5 separate regions of the Homo sapiens genome follow, and all the other regions are linked to region 1. The links are chromatin contacts, found by Hi-C or POLR2A ChIA-PET in ENCODE. All regions are on one chromosome and are shown on one strand. The core of a region is the stretch at or near the end of the contact, and the rest is flanking DNA. Distances in the headings are between cores, read along the strand shown.

Region 1 (2,700 bases), core at 39-2,538:
GATCCGCCTGCCTTGGCCTCCCAAAGTGCTGGGATTACAGGCATGAGCCACCGCACCCGGCCATGTATCTTATTAGATTGTATTTACCTGGACTAGACAAGGAAAGAAACTCTCTGGCTGCCAACCTGCCCTTTTGCAAACCTATAGTCACAGTCCCATAAAATAGATGAAGCACAGGCACGGAAATGAAACAGCTCACCACTTATATAACATTATGTTAACTAGGTACCTTCTTCCTGTCTCTGTTCCTCATCTGTGAAATGGGTATAATGATCCTCAGCCTCATAGGGTTATTGGAAAGACTAAATGAACCCATACACCCATAAAGAACCGACCTGGCACATACTAGCATTTGATTGATTTTTTTTTTCTTATTTAAAATTTCACTTCTAAAACCCCAATAGCATTTATTAGGCAATAATCAATCACTGTACTGGAGGAGGTATGCCTGGTCCATTATATTTCCAAGCATAATTAATTGTCGTATCTGTGTTACCTCAGTACTTTGCACACAATTCTGGTATTTCACTTACCATACTAGATACTAATTATTTGTTACTAGATACTAATTATTTTTTGCTATTATTTTGATTGAGTTCCTCAAGGACTGAGATCCTGACTAATTTATTCCAGCATCTAGCACAGGACGTGGAAATCTGACTTCTAAACTCAATTTAAGAGATGATTGGCTGGGCCTGGTGGCTCACGCTTGTAATCCCAGCACTTTAGGAGGCCGAGGCGGGCGGATCACCTGAGGTCGGGAGTTCAAGACCAGCCTGACAAACATGGAGAAACCTCATCTCTAGTAAAAATATAAAAATTAGGCGGGCGTGGTGGCGGGCACCTGTAATCCCAGCTACTTGGAGACAGAATTGCTTGAACCCGAGAGGCGGAGGTGGCAGTGAGCTGAGATCGTGCCACTACACTCCAGCCTGCGCAACAGAGCGAGACTCCGTCTCAAACAAACAAAAAAGTCAGATCTGTGCTAGACGCTGAAAGGAATTAATCAGACAGGATCTCAGTCTTTTAAGAACTTTCAAATACAGAGAAGAGGTGGTAACAAATCATTAGTGTATAATATTGTAAGCGAAAAATTAGAATTGTGTGCTAAGTACTGGGGTAACACAGAGATGGTAATTAATTCTTTCTGGAGAAACAGCAGTGAATGTGACAACCTGAGTGAGGGTGGAAAGCAGGAGAATTTCTAGACTCTGAATTTCAGAAGCTTCCGGAACTAAAATGATGTGGAAGTTGAGTGAGTCTCGGTGGGATATTGCTGCTGCACCTGGTCAAGGCCGTTCCTTCAGTGTTTTCAGACGCCCTGGGAACGCGGCTGCAGGGTCCGGTCTTCGGTTTGCACAGCTAGAGGCCGCGCAGCAGCAAAGGATGAGCGGAACCTTGGAAAAGGTAACGTAGATTCCACGCACGCGGGGCGCGGGGAGATGGCGGACGGTGCAGAGAGGGGAGATGGCGGAGGGTGCAGAGCGGGGAGGTGGCGGCGCGCGGACATCCGGGGATGAGACACTGGGGCGCCCAAGGTCCTTCCCAGCAGCACATGCGGCTGCCTGGCGTTGAAGGGGCTGAGCAGATTCCTTTCCACCCGGGGCGAACTCTGCCGAGCCGACCCGTGCCACGCCCACACCACATGCCACTCTCTCCACCCAGTTTCTGGAAAAGGGAGAGCTCTGCGATGGGAATCACGACACCAGGATACGGTCCCGATTAACTGTGTGACCTTGGGCAGGTCATTTTATATTTGCATTCAGTTATCAACTTCCAGAATTTTTTCTAAGAATGCAGTTTTGACTTGCTGAACTGATGAGGATGTGAAGCTACCTGGTAATAAGGAAACAGCAGTAATAAACTAGGTTTTTGTTCTTTTCTTTCTTTTTTTTTTTTTTTTTTTTTTGACGGATTTCGCTCTGTTGCCCAGGCTGGAGTGCAGTGGTGCGATCCCGGCTCACCACAACCTTCGCCTTCCGGGTTCAAGCGATTCTCCTGCCTCAGCCTCCTCAGTAGCTGGGACTACAGGCGCGGGACACCATGCCGGGCTAATTTTTGTATTTTTAGTAGAGACGGGGTTTCACTGTGTTGGCCAGGCTGGTCTCGAATTCCTGACCACGTGATCTGCCCGCCTCGGCCTCCCAAAGTGCCGGGATTACAGGCATGAGCCACCGCGCCCTGCAATAATTAACAACATTTTCGTTTCCAAAACCTTATTTAAGTGACTGTCATAAAACCGTATGAACCACTATAAATGTGTTCCTGGGCTTTCTCCCGTTCCCTTAACAGATTTAACAGATTTCATTTGTGCTCTTTCAATTGTATCATGCTGCTTAGATTAATGACTCATTTTAGCAATTTATATTAAAATTTTGTTTTAGGCATTAATTGTGGCAACTATATTTCCATGATTCATAGGTCAGCATGGTCGTTGCAGCTCATGGGTCTACCTGTGGTTACCTTGGGGCTGCCCTTGAATGTGTGAGGGCCCACGCCTCACTTCATCCTTTATGAAACAATTCACTTGTTCACCTTAGCCAGTTTGTAAGAATTTGGCCAAATATGGTGCCAAGATAATAGAAAAAAAAATCAGAAAGTTTCAAAATTCCATTGTTAAAGATGGTCACACTGGTGACTACACTCCTTGATTTGCCTTGGTTCCAAGAAGGGCTAAAAGGGAGGGATTATTTTTCAAGG
Region 2 (2,700 bases), core at 17-2,516, 520 kb before region 1:
ATTACCCGAACAGAGTAGGTGGCCAATAAGTACCTGTAAGAAAGAAGAGGAGGAGGAGGAAGCAGGAGAGTCATCTTACAGACGGGGAGGGCCCACCATGGGCCCAGGTAGAGCCGCCCGGGCTGCCTTCTCCTCATCAAGCCCAAGCTCAAGGATGGATTGGCGCTGGGGAGGGGAGGATTGCCTGGGGTCAGCCTTTCCCCCCCGGCATCACCCTCCATCTTCGGTGCTGTAGCAGGACGAGCCGCGGACAAAACCCTTCAGACACTGAGATAGTGAAGGGAGTGGCTTTAATCAGCTGGGAGCATCGGCAGGCTAGCATCTTAAAATCTGAGCTCGTCAGGTGCTCAACTTCTGTCCCTTTTAAGGGCTCACAGCTCTAAGGGGGTCCACGTGAGAGGGTCGTGATCAACTGAACAAGCCAGGGGGTACATGATAGGGACTGCGAGCACCGGTGGTCAGAGTGAAACAGAACAGAACGGGAGGTTTCACAATGTCCTTCCATACAATCTCTGGAATCTATAGATAACAACAGCTGCTAGGTCAGGGGTCGAATTTTAACTACCAGGCTTAGGTCAGGCAGGCCCAGGCCTGGTTTCGGGTCTGGTTCCTTGGTTTCGGGTCTGGTTCCTTGGTTTCAGGTCTGGTTTTTAGGCGCCGGGCTACCTGCCTTTAGTTTCGCTTCTCTTTCCTTTTCCGAGTATAAAACAGTATGAGAGGGTCTCTCTCCTCCCTCAGTGCCATCCTCATCCCTGGGTGGGAGTTGTCTGGATCCATAGGGTTGGAGCCACAGATAACAGAGCCATTAATCTCGGGGTCTCAGCCTCTCTTAACGGACCTTCCAGGCACTGCTGAGAAAACCAGGTTAATGGTTTCCTGCGGCAGCAATGAGCAGAAGCAGGGCCATCTCCAGACTCCAGAGAAGCCAGGAGAGGGCTGGGGTGATAATGGGGAGGAGGATAAAAAACAGCCACCCAATGCGTGCCTTCCCTGTGCCAGGCCCTTGTCCTGAAATGTTATCTCACTCCATCCTCCCAACAGTCCCTTGGGCTAAATTGGTGATGCTGCTTGTTTGAGTGAGCAAACAGAGGGTGAATGAAGTGACTTGCGGGCAGCTGGGTAGAGGATGAGTCAGCATTGGTGTAAAGGACTGGAGCTTCAGGGTTCTCGGGATTCGAGTCCTGGCCCTGCTGCTTGCCAGCTCTGTGCTGTGGCAAGTTACTTCCTCTCCCCAGGTCTCTCGGTTTCCTCATCTGCTGCCTCTCCAGACTTCTGCCAGAACATTGCACGCGACAGTTTCAGGCACAGAACTGACTGGCAGCAGGGGCTGCTCCACGAGTGGGAATTTGCTCCAGCACTTCACGGACTGCAAGCGAGGCACTTGCTAACTCTTGGGTGAGTTTTCTGGGTCCATGCCTGGAAGGGCTTGCGCCCCTCAGCTCCCCTAGGAGCTTCCTGAGTAACTGCAGTCCACTTGCAGCCACCGAGGCTCATCACAGGCAAGAGTGGCAGTAGGGCAGGCACTGGGGTCCTCCTCCTTCCTCCGCCTGGCTATGCCTGGAGCCTGCAGACTGCACAGCATGGAGGGACGAGGCACCGCAGGACGGGGTCAGTGGGGGCGGGGAGGAGATGGACACATTGGTGCTGCGCCGTGCCTTGCTGGAGAAGTGGAATAGCTCAGTCAGGATTCGGAGCCACAAAGGTCTTGGTTGGAGTGCAAATGGCTGGCAAGGGCACTTTTCCTCTCTGGGCCTCAATTTCTTACTCTCTAAAATGGGGGCAACCGTGGTCTCTCCCTGCGTATGTGAACACTGCTAAGTGTAGTATCTGGAGAGGGGTCCTCACGGAGGAGGCTGGGCCCTGCCCTCAGAGCTCCCCAGGAACTTTGGTTGAGGGAATGAGTAGGAAGGATTAGTGATCAAATAATTGTCCACAGAGGAGGCCCTTGGGAAGCCTCTCACCTCTGCCATTCCAGCTAAATCTTAAGACAGCCTGGAGCTGGCCCCGTGAGAGTGGTTTGGAAAAAAAAAAAAAAAAAGTCCCTGAGTCCAGGTGTGACTTGTTAAGGGTGAAAGGGCCTATCTGGGAGAGCTGGGTTAAAACTTTTCCAGAGTTTCTATTGCCATTCAGCTCTGCTGACACCGACACAGAGAAAACAGGCAGCCCAGCCCATGCGTTCAGCCCCGGCCTCTTGAAGATATTTGGGACTCTCATCTCTTGCCAGCTCTAGAATGGGTCATATTCAGGGAAACTCTCCACCCCTCAGTATCAATGAGATGAAAAATGAGAAGGCCCTTTGCAAACTATAAAGTGTTGTGCCCCAGAAGGTGCATCTGTGTGTGTGCCAAGCCCCTGGGTGTGTACGTGAGAGTGAGAATGCCCAGCTTCCAGTGTATGTGTGTGTGTGTGACTGGCTGGGTGGGTGGAACTCTACACTCCCCTCGACTCCCTGTGTGGCTGGGACTCTTCTAAAATTCTTACAATCTTTTTTTGCATTTCCTCACTGTTTGTCAGTTTATCAGAAAGGGAGGGGGCCATGGTCCAGAAACCTGGAAATCGTTTCTGAGCCTGCCGACTCTTCTCTCCTGCCCTTGCCTTATCCTGTGGCTGTCTCTGGAGACCTGACTGCCGGGAGCTCCCAGCATGGCCTGTTCTGCCAGAAGCTTGCCTGGCTTCTCTGTGCAGCCCATCCACCACCTG
Region 3 (2,700 bases), core at 119-2,618, 710 kb after region 1:
TATGTCCTTAGTTTCATGATCAGTGAATGACAGGCCAGGTCTAAAATCTGGGTTTCAGTAGGTGACTCAAGTCAGACTTCATGCTTCCCAAGGCAGGAGCATCCTGGCTGTTATGAGTACTCTTCAGTTGGGGCTGTCCTCTGAGATCAGTGTGCACTTGTAGATCTCCTTAAAGGCCACAAGGAAAGGTGGCATTACTTCTTCCACGGTGACGTGCCTCTGGAGCTCCTTACTCAAGGAAGTGACGCCTGTCCCAACCAGTCCACAGGGCACGATGTGCTCAAACCACGTGAGGTCGGTAGAGCAGTTGAGAGCCAGGCCGTGGGATGTGATGTGCCTTCCACAGCGGACTCCTGCAAGGCAAGCCAAAGGGTCTTAGAGTAGATACCCTCCACTCTCCGGGCTTTGGTGTCCCTCTCAGGGCGATGAGAAAACTGGATTAGATCACCGGTTTTCAAATTTTGTTTCTGGAGAAACAAGGGATTGTACTCAGATGGGAAAAGGAAACAAATGAAAGGAAGGGGTGCGTGGCTTCAAGCAGCTGCACTCATCATGAGGATTCCAGGAAATGTCTTTTAACAGATTCCAATACTTAAAAAAAAAAAAGCTTGGGGACAGGCGCAGTGGCTCACGCCTGTAATCCCAGCATTTTGGGAGGCCGAGGCGGGCGGATCACGAGGTCAGGAGATCGTGACCATCCTGGCTAACACGGTGAAACCCCATCTCTACTAAAAATACAAAAAATTAGCCGGGCTGGTGGTGGGCGCCTGTAGCCCCAGCTACTCTGGAGGCTGAGGCAGGAGAATGGCGTGAACCCGGGAGGCGGAGCTTGCAGTGGGCCGAGATTGCGCCACTGCACTCCAGCCTGGGTGACAAAGCGAGACTCTGTCTCAAAAAAAAAAAAAAAAAAAAGTTTGAAAATTAGCACCCTTATTTGCCATGACATTGTCATTCGCAGGACGTAACCTGGCAATTCACTTCTCTTGTCTCTCCCTTAACAGAAATGCGTGTTGGACTAGATGTGAGGAGCCTTCTGCTTCTGAATATACGATATCTGAAAAGGGGCTTAAAAACTCAAACGCAGCGGGTAGCTGTGATTCAAAACCCGCGCTAGATACGCCTCCTCCCGGCCCTCACCTCCGTTGGTCCAGCCCCGTCAGACCCCGCCCCCAGGCCTCAAGCTCCGACCTCGGCTCTCAGGTACCGCCCTGCTCCGCGGCGCTCACCGATCGCGCAGATCTTGCGATCGTCTAGCCAGACGCCAGTGTAGGGCGGGGGCCGCGCGCGGGCGTCCTGCAGGCCCTGGAGCTCGCACAGGCGCACGGCGCACGCCTCCAGCGACGCTACGTGCATGCGCAAGCGCAGGCCGAGACGCCGCAGGTCGAGTACCGGGTGGCAAAGCAGCTGGCCCGGGCCGTGGAAGGTGGCCAGGCCACCGCGGCCTGTGACGCGCACCTCGGCGCCCAAGGCCCGTAGCCGCGCAGTTTCCTCGGGCGTCAGGCCGCCGCGCAGCCCGGCCGTATACACGGGCCCCGCGGGCTCGCAGAGCAGGAGCGCGCCCGCCTCAGTCCCCGACGGGGCCTCAATGCCTGGCTCGGCCTGCAGCCGCCGCAGCCAGCGGTCCTGCAGCCCCAGTAGCTCGGCGTACGGCACCCGACCCAGGCGCACCAACCGAACGGCGGGTTGCCGCATCGTGCCCACCGTTGCGTCCGCGGGGCCCCGCCCTCTCCGTGGGCCTGGGGGCGTGGCCTGAGGGGCGGGGACTCGGGGGCACACCCCGAGCCGCAGCTCCCAGGTGCGTGTTAAAAGCTGGAGGGGGGATATGTGATCCCAGGACCAAAAGCGCGGGGCCAGACTCATCGGTTCATTCAACAACCAGTATTTAGTGCCTGCTGTGTTCTGCAGGCCCTGCCATAGGCGCTTGATACAGCGGTGCATAGCGTATGAGAAAGATCTGTCCTGGTAAGCTTACATTCTTACAGCAGACGATAAGTATTTTAAGTGTTAAGTAAATAAGGTTATTTCACGTATAAGGTGTTAAATGCTATGAAAAGAAAAATAAAACAGGGTAACGTGGTGTGTCCTGTGTTGAGCCCCTGGGGGACGCAAGAGGGAGATTAGCTTGCCTACAAGGTTATTGGTGGAGGTAGGGAGAACTTAAAGATCAGCACCTGTAAGAAAGTGAAGGAAGCAGGAATTTGTAGGCAGAGGAAGAAGTTGGCCTGCAAAACAGTTGCAGCAGAGGCCTTGACCAATCCCAAGGCATGCTTGGAGCCTAGGATGACCCTTCAGAGTAGTTCCACATTAAAGCAAGGGGGCCAGAAACTCTTATCCTTGCATTGACCAGTCATGGATACAGGCTACACCTGGGGAGGAGCTGTGATTTTTTTTTTTTTTTTTTTTTTGGCAAGACTGCTTCCCTCGGTGGAGGGCGGCCCCCAGAGAAGGACTCAGTTGTGTATCATCAGTAACCAACTCCAGAAGCTGAGGGAATGACTGTCTAGGCCCTGAGGGGGTGTCTGGACCACAACATCAGCTATGTTGCAGTTAGAGTATCATTTAAACAAGTCTGAATTCAATGAATTTTTACTGAGGACTTTTCAGACACCATAGGTGTCTGAAAAACATTTCATAAACATAGACATAAAGATCCTAAGCAAATATTAGCAAATCAAATCCAGCAATTTATAAAAGGATTAA
Region 4 (2,700 bases), core at 160-2,659, 970 kb before region 1:
ACTGGGGCTGGTGTCTGAGAAGCTTGAACTCAGTGTAGGGGCAGGAAAGTTCTCCTGGAGGAGGTGATGCATGATTAGGAGCCAGGCCCCCTAGAGGCGACGATGTTCCAAACATCAGGCTCGGCCTGTGCAAAGGCCATGGGCGTCTAAGACAATGACATGTGGGGGACTGAGCCCAGCTCACTGGAAGCAGAGCAGGCTACACTGACCTGGGGGCGTCTAGGCCTTCACTGCTTTCTACGTCCTCTGACCCATCCCCATCAGAATCTCAACAGACTCGTCACCTCCAGGGCCTGCACTGCTCTCCCATCGTTGCCCAACTTCTCTCGTTCCCTAGGGATGTTCAAGTCTGCCAACACTCAGAGGGCAGGGCCTGCTGGCATGCCCCAGGGTGAGGCTGTGCCCAGCGAGTCCCTCCTTTCGTGTCTCACAGTAGCCTGAGCCTGCAGAGCTGGCTCTCTAGCATCTAGCTAGAGACGGTTTGACCACAGTTCCCTGCGACCCATGATTCACTTTCGAGGGTACCCACAAGAGATGTGTCTGCTCCTCCAGACGCCGCCCAATGGGGTGAAGCGTCTGGCCCTGAGTCAGGATGCTGGGGTGCTGGCCGTCTCAGCTACCCACTCCTTTGCAACCCCAGGCAAGCAAGCTCGTTCTCTCCTCCCGGCCAGGGGCTTTCTAGATGAAATCAGCTGCACCCCTTTACTCTCAGGGACCTAAAATTTCGGCGACCATGTGGAGCCGTAAACCCTTCTGCCTCCTGTCCTCCCAGCCCCGCACCCACCTGGCGTTTTCGTGTCACGGAACCTCTGCACGTGCTCTTCTCGAGGCCTAGAGTCCCTCTCTCCCTCTGGCCAACTCCTATTTCATCCCTCACAGACCCAACTCGAACGCCATCATCCCCGGAAAGCGGGGATTCCTCCCTTCAGTCTCTGCTTCCTTATCTTGCTGTCCTGCTGCGCCGCGCCCTCAGTGTACGCGCAGAGCCCGGGGCTGAGGGCCTCTGGGTCCCTGGCTGGGTGCGCGGCCAGGAGCGCGACGGCCTGGGAAGCACCAGCGGCTCTCGAACTCGGCCCGGGCGCGGCGGGGTTAAGACACCCGGGCCTTGAGGGCCCCGCCTCCGGAGCGCTCCACCCGCGTGGGGGAAGCCTCCCCGGAGGCTCCGACCTCGCTCCTGCTTATGACCCTCGCAGCCACAGGAGCCCCCACTTAGGTGAACATTTCGGACGGGGCCCCGGCGGTTCAGACCCGGAGGCGGCTCCTCCCGGAGGCAGATCCTCCCGGCGTCGGCCTTCGGTCCTCCCCGCCAAAGCCCTCTTGGGACAAGCCGGGGATTCCCCGCCGCCGCCCGCCCCCTGGCGTCACGGAGTCCCCGCGAGGCCCCGCCCCGGCCTGGCGCCGTCCTGGGCGGGAGGAACGCGCCGCTAGGCGGGAGAGCGCGGCCATGGCGGGGCCGGGCGTCCCCGGTGCCCCCGCAGCGCGCTGGAAACGCCACATCGTGCGGCAGCTGCGGCTTCGGGACCGTACGCAAAAGGCGCTTTTCCTGGAGCTGGTGCCGGCCTGTGAGTGCGCCCCGGTGCTGAGAGGATGGCGGCTGAGGGGACGCGGCTACGGGCGCGGGGAGAGGGTTTGGCTGGCTCCTCCGCCTGTGACCCGAGTGCGCTGTGCCTTATGCCTTGAGCCTGTGCGTTACGCCCATCCCGACTGCCAGGACTCCGCCCCTTGCCATCCAGGCTCTGGTTAGAACCTGGACGAGCCCCTCCTGGTCCCCCTGCCCTCGTCGCCCCTCAGGACGGGCTCTGCCTCCCACAAGCTGGGCTTCCGAGACGCAAGTGCGTCCTCGGGTGTTGGTTTTGCAGGGTCTCTTTTGCCTCCCCACCCGGGCAGTCCCCGGGGTAGGGGCTTGATCAGTGCACTTAGTCTCGGTAGCGCAGTGAAAGAACGCGGGACTTGTCCAGAGCAGCCACTTATTGGCCCATCCGGAGAGGGGCGACACTCGGAACCTCTAAGGAGGAGGCTGTGCATCTCAGGCTCTGCCGCTGACAGGCGACGCTGGCACAGGCTTATGGAACACCTCCCTGTCAGCCTACCCAGCCTGAGGGGGCATCAGGGGGCCCCGGGCTGCTGGTGGATGCTGGCTGAGCCCAGCGAAGTCGGACTCTCAGAATTGTTTCTGGGCAGCTGGTCAGGATAGGGTGTGGCATTTCAAGAGGGGATGAACAGGTGTGCCTGTGTGTCGCACCTCTGGCCGCCTGCGATTGTATGTCTGTGGTTGGAAGTCTAACCACAATCCCTGCGGCTCTCTCACTGGGGCTAATCTTGGCCAAACCCCCACAATCAAATCTGCTCTTAGCCAGGAAAATTTCTCTGCAAGCTTCCAGGCTGCTGGTCCTCTACCTTCAGGGTTGCGAGGCCAGCCCCCACCTCCAGCAGCCACACTTCTCCACTGCTCAGACAGACAGTGGAACCGTCCAGTTTGAGGGAGGGGGTCACCGCCCCCCCAACCCCTGCCCCCCGCCCCGACCCAGGGAGCTGTGAGTCTGAGGGACTAGAGAGATCTGGAGGGCTGAAATCAGACTGAAGGGCCAGTCTTGAAACCTTGGGCAGATCACATCGCTAAGCCTCAGTCTTCTTACTTGTTAATTGGGTATAGAGACCTTCTTTAGGTTTGCTGGGTGCTGCAGTACCCTGGGGGCTGAG
Region 5 (2,700 bases), core at 22-2,521, 960 kb after region 1:
GCAAAGAAAGCAAAGAATGGGAGAACTACTGTAGCAGAACCACCTTTCCATTAGAGAGGGGTCATTCTTTCTCCTGGAACCTCTGCATCTAGAAAGGGCACTAGCATCAAAGTCCAAGCACCTCTCCCTAGCTCAAGCAGGAGTGACACGGTCAGAGCTGGCCTATAGGAAGCAACTCGAAGAGTGTGGAGGATGGATTAGAAAAGAGGTTGGGAGAGGGGAGACAATCAATCTATAGCAGCTACTGCAGTAATCTAGATGAGAGATGATTAGACCTGAATTGGGCAGTGGGAATGGGATGAAGAGGTGGGGAAATAGTCATTTTGATAGTGGAATTGACAGGACTAAATAACTGATGGTTTGTGGGAGATAAGGAAGAAGTTCAAGATGACTAGGTTTGGAGCTTGAGTACCTGGGAGGATGGGACCTTTCATAGAATGAAGGAAATAAGAAGAGCAGTTTTGAAAGGAGGATGGGAGACAGTGACATTAGTTTTGTACATGAGGAATGTAGGGATCTAAGAGGATGTTTCCATCAGGCAGTTGAATATGGAGGGCTGGACTCAGGAGGCCTGGGCTGCAGACAGCAATCTGGGAGCTCCTGAGGGAAGAAAATGTGGACCAGTGCAGCACGCAGAGTGAGAAGGGGACTGAGGCCTAAGCCTAGAGGAACACCCACATGGAAGCACCAAACACGGGAGACTGAGAAGGAGCCAAGAGCCTGGGAAAAAAACCAGGAAAGTGTGGTTTTACCAGCCAAGGGGGGCAGTTTCAGGAAGGGACATGGGGAGAGAGGATGAGGAGGTAGGATTGACAAGAGGCTGCTCCTTTTGGCAGTTAGTTACCACGGTGGGCCTGGTTTCAGTCACAAAGCTACCCCCATCCTTAGGAGAGAGCTCAGGCCCTCATATCAAATGAACACTAAGGCAGGTTTCTGAGTAACTCACATATTCCCCACTCACTTTCTCCTCAGTTATCAAGGCATTACAGGATAAGTACGTGTATCAAAGTTTAACATCGTTCAGAATTGCCAGTAAAGCCCCTCAGTTCCCACCTCTTTCAGTTCAGTAAGAGGAAACTGCAAGGACTTTTCGAGAGTGCGGCTGATGACCGCATAATAAAGAATAACTAATAAATATTAATGAAGTATCCCCTCTGGCCAATCAGGTCTGAGGAGAACCCTCTTTGGGCTCACAGAAGCCTCGCCCCTCATGAATATGTAGATAGCACTGCCCACCGCGCGTACTGCCCCGCCCTCCACTCTTCTCCCTCGCAACCGACTCTCCCTTCAAACGGGAAACAAGATGGCGGCTGCAGGTCCGAGTACTCGGGCCTCTTCCGCGGCGGCAGCAGCCGCTCTGAGTCGGCGGGGCCGGCGGGGCCGCTGTGACGAGACGGCGGCAGCTAAGACTGGGGCCCCAGGCCCGGCTTCTGGACCTTCGCTGTTGGTGTTGTCGCCGCCGTTGCTGCAGCCGCCGCTGCCGCCGCGGCCGGAGGAATCGGGCTGCGCCGGGTGCCTGGAGCCCCCCGGAGAAGCAGCGGCCCTGCCGTGCGGCCACTCGCTTTGCCGAGGCTGCGCCCAACGCGCCGCCGACGCGGCGGGCCCGGGTTGCCCTCGCTGCCGCGCCCGCGGCCCAGGCTGGGCCCGCCGTCGGGCCCGCGACGACGGCCAGGCCGACTCAGAGGTGCTGGGCGAGTGCGCCCGCCGCAGCCAACCCGAGCGCTGCCGCCCGCGCCGGGACGGGGGCGCGGCTGCCGCGGGGCCCAGGCCAGAGCAGGAGCCGCGTGCCGCGCCTGCGGAGCCAGGTGGAGCTTCCCCACTTCCCCTTAGGGTCTGGAGCGAGGCCGAGCGCGCCCCGGCCCGGCCTGGTGAGGGGGTGGAGAGTCCCGGGCCCTACTCGGGCGGGTGTGGAGAGTTCTCGTGGGATTAGAACCCGGGCTCTACCCAGGTGCAGTGTGTTTGTGAATTTTGAACTTCAGAGTGAAGGACAGGCACGTTGCATGCGGAGGGGCGGTGAGGGCACCCTGTGCCTTACGTAAGTCCGAAGTTTGGAGGGAAACAGAATTGTTGGAACAAGTTAGGGGCAGGTTGGAATTGGTGTGTGGGAGTGGGAGGGGCCTTGGATCAGAGAAGTGCTTGGTTTAATGTTGGATGAAGAGTTTGGGGGTCATATTGCTTGGAGAGATGTGGCTCCTGGCCTTGAAAGGGTCAGTGAAGGGTGTGGAGAATCCGGAGTTTAGGGAACAGGTTGAATTTGAGGATGTGAAGGGAGCTTTTCAGACTCGAGAGCAGAGGGGGTTGGGAGCACACTTGTGCAGTTGTTTTCATACATTTTGGAAAATGTATGCTTAGCACAGAACTTGGCACATAGTGAGGAAGCAGTAAGTGACTGTCGTTTATATTTGTAATACTAGTACTACTAAGTCCAGTAGTGCCTGACAGAAAAGCTGGCTTGGGTTTAAAAGTTTTGGAAACAAAGGTTGGGTGGCAGGGGCTGCTTCTATCTCCTTGGCAGTATGGGTTTCCTACTGGCTTGCTGGCAATTAAAAGTCTGTTGTAGGACTCTTGCCTTGAACTTCTTTCCCCTAACACCAGCAGCCTGCTATTCCTCGGTTCTGAGCTTTGAAATGCAAAGTGCCCTGTATAAAATAAGACTGTTATAACTTAGGATTCTTTTGGGGACACACCCAGTCAACATAA

The links. A loop is a pair of places that touch in the nucleus more often than their neighbours do. ChIA-PET counts read pairs that join two places held with the same protein, here RNA polymerase II (POLR2A). Pooled maps may share reads with other maps.
Region 2: POLR2A ChIA-PET joins it to region 1 with 10 read pairs in Caco-2. The contact joins the promoter of P2RY6 here to the promoter of MRPL48 in region 1. A Hi-C loop is called at or near these places in 1 of 50 pooled maps. POLR2A ChIA-PET finds 5 or more read pairs at or near these places in 2 of 52 experiments (Caco-2 and PC-3).
Region 3: a loop to region 1 is called in a map of CD8-positive, alpha-beta T cell, with 32 times the contacts of the local background. The contact joins the promoter of LIPT2-AS1 here to the promoter of MRPL48 in region 1. A Hi-C loop is called at or near these places in 4 of 168 maps with a recorded cell type or tissue (B cell, CD8-positive, alpha-beta T cell and naive thymus-derived CD4-positive, alpha-beta T cell), 1 of 37 single-sample maps with no recorded cell type and 10 of 50 pooled maps. POLR2A ChIA-PET finds 5 or more read pairs at or near these places in 8 of 52 experiments (A673, CD4-positive, alpha-beta T cell, CD8-positive, alpha-beta memory T cell and 5 more).
Region 4: a pooled map shows a loop between it and region 1 (4-fold over the local background). The contact joins the promoter of ATG16L2 here to the promoter of MRPL48 in region 1. A Hi-C loop is called at or near these places in 6 of 50 pooled maps. POLR2A ChIA-PET finds 5 or more read pairs at or near these places in 3 of 52 experiments (Caco-2, activated CD4-positive, alpha-beta T cell and activated T-cell).
Region 5: a loop to region 1 is called in a pooled map, with 7 times the contacts of the local background. The contact joins the promoter of RNF169 here to the promoter of MRPL48 in region 1. A Hi-C loop is called at or near these places in 1 of 168 maps with a recorded cell type or tissue (CD4-positive, alpha-beta T cell) and 11 of 50 pooled maps. POLR2A ChIA-PET finds 5 or more read pairs at or near these places in 2 of 52 experiments (CD8-positive, alpha-beta memory T cell and activated T-cell).

What each region holds. Positions count from the first base shown.
Region 1 is chr11:73,786,586-73,789,285 of GRCh38, forward strand. It overlaps MRPL48 (mitochondrial ribosomal protein L48), which reads left to right and starts at 1,289. Exons shown (of 8, transcript NM_016055.6): 1 at 1,289-1,407. The coding sequence starts at 1,387. RefSeq lists enhancers at 1,223-1,282, 1,423-1,502.
Region 2 is chr11:73,271,072-73,273,771 of GRCh38, forward strand. It overlaps P2RY6 (pyrimidinergic receptor P2Y6), which reads left to right and starts at 1,267. Exons shown (of 3, transcript NM_001277204.2): 1 at 1,267-1,395. RefSeq lists an enhancer at 1-505.
Region 3 is chr11:74,492,012-74,494,711 of GRCh38, forward strand. It overlaps LIPT2-AS1 (LIPT2 antisense RNA 1), which reads left to right and starts at 1,369. Exons shown (of 2, transcript NR_171028.1): 1 at 1,369-1,962. It overlaps LIPT2 (lipoyl(octanoyl) transferase 2), which reads right to left and starts at 1,713. Exons shown (of 2, transcript NM_001144869.3): 1 at 1,227-1,713; 2 at 1-353. The coding sequence starts at 1,692. The coding sequence ends at 124. RefSeq lists silencers at 1,479-1,588, 1,699-1,948.
Region 4 is chr11:72,813,002-72,815,701 of GRCh38, forward strand. It overlaps ATG16L2 (autophagy related 16 like 2), which reads left to right and starts at 1,410. Exons shown (of 18, transcript NM_033388.2): 1 at 1,410-1,562. The coding sequence starts at 1,445. It overlaps LOC107984421 (a long non-coding RNA gene), which reads right to left and starts at 1,066. Exons shown (of 3, transcript XR_007062771.1): 1 at 1-1,066. RefSeq lists enhancers at 1-22, 2,033-2,182 and silencers at 563-652, 1,053-1,502.
Region 5 is chr11:74,747,578-74,750,277 of GRCh38, forward strand. RNF169 (ring finger protein 169) reads left to right here and starts at 1,272. Exons shown (of 6, transcript NM_001098638.2): 1 at 1,272-1,805. The coding sequence starts at 1,304. RefSeq lists silencers at 1,103-1,323, 1,497-1,646, 1,677-1,936, 1,947-2,046 and enhancers at 1,297-1,386, 1,536-2,129.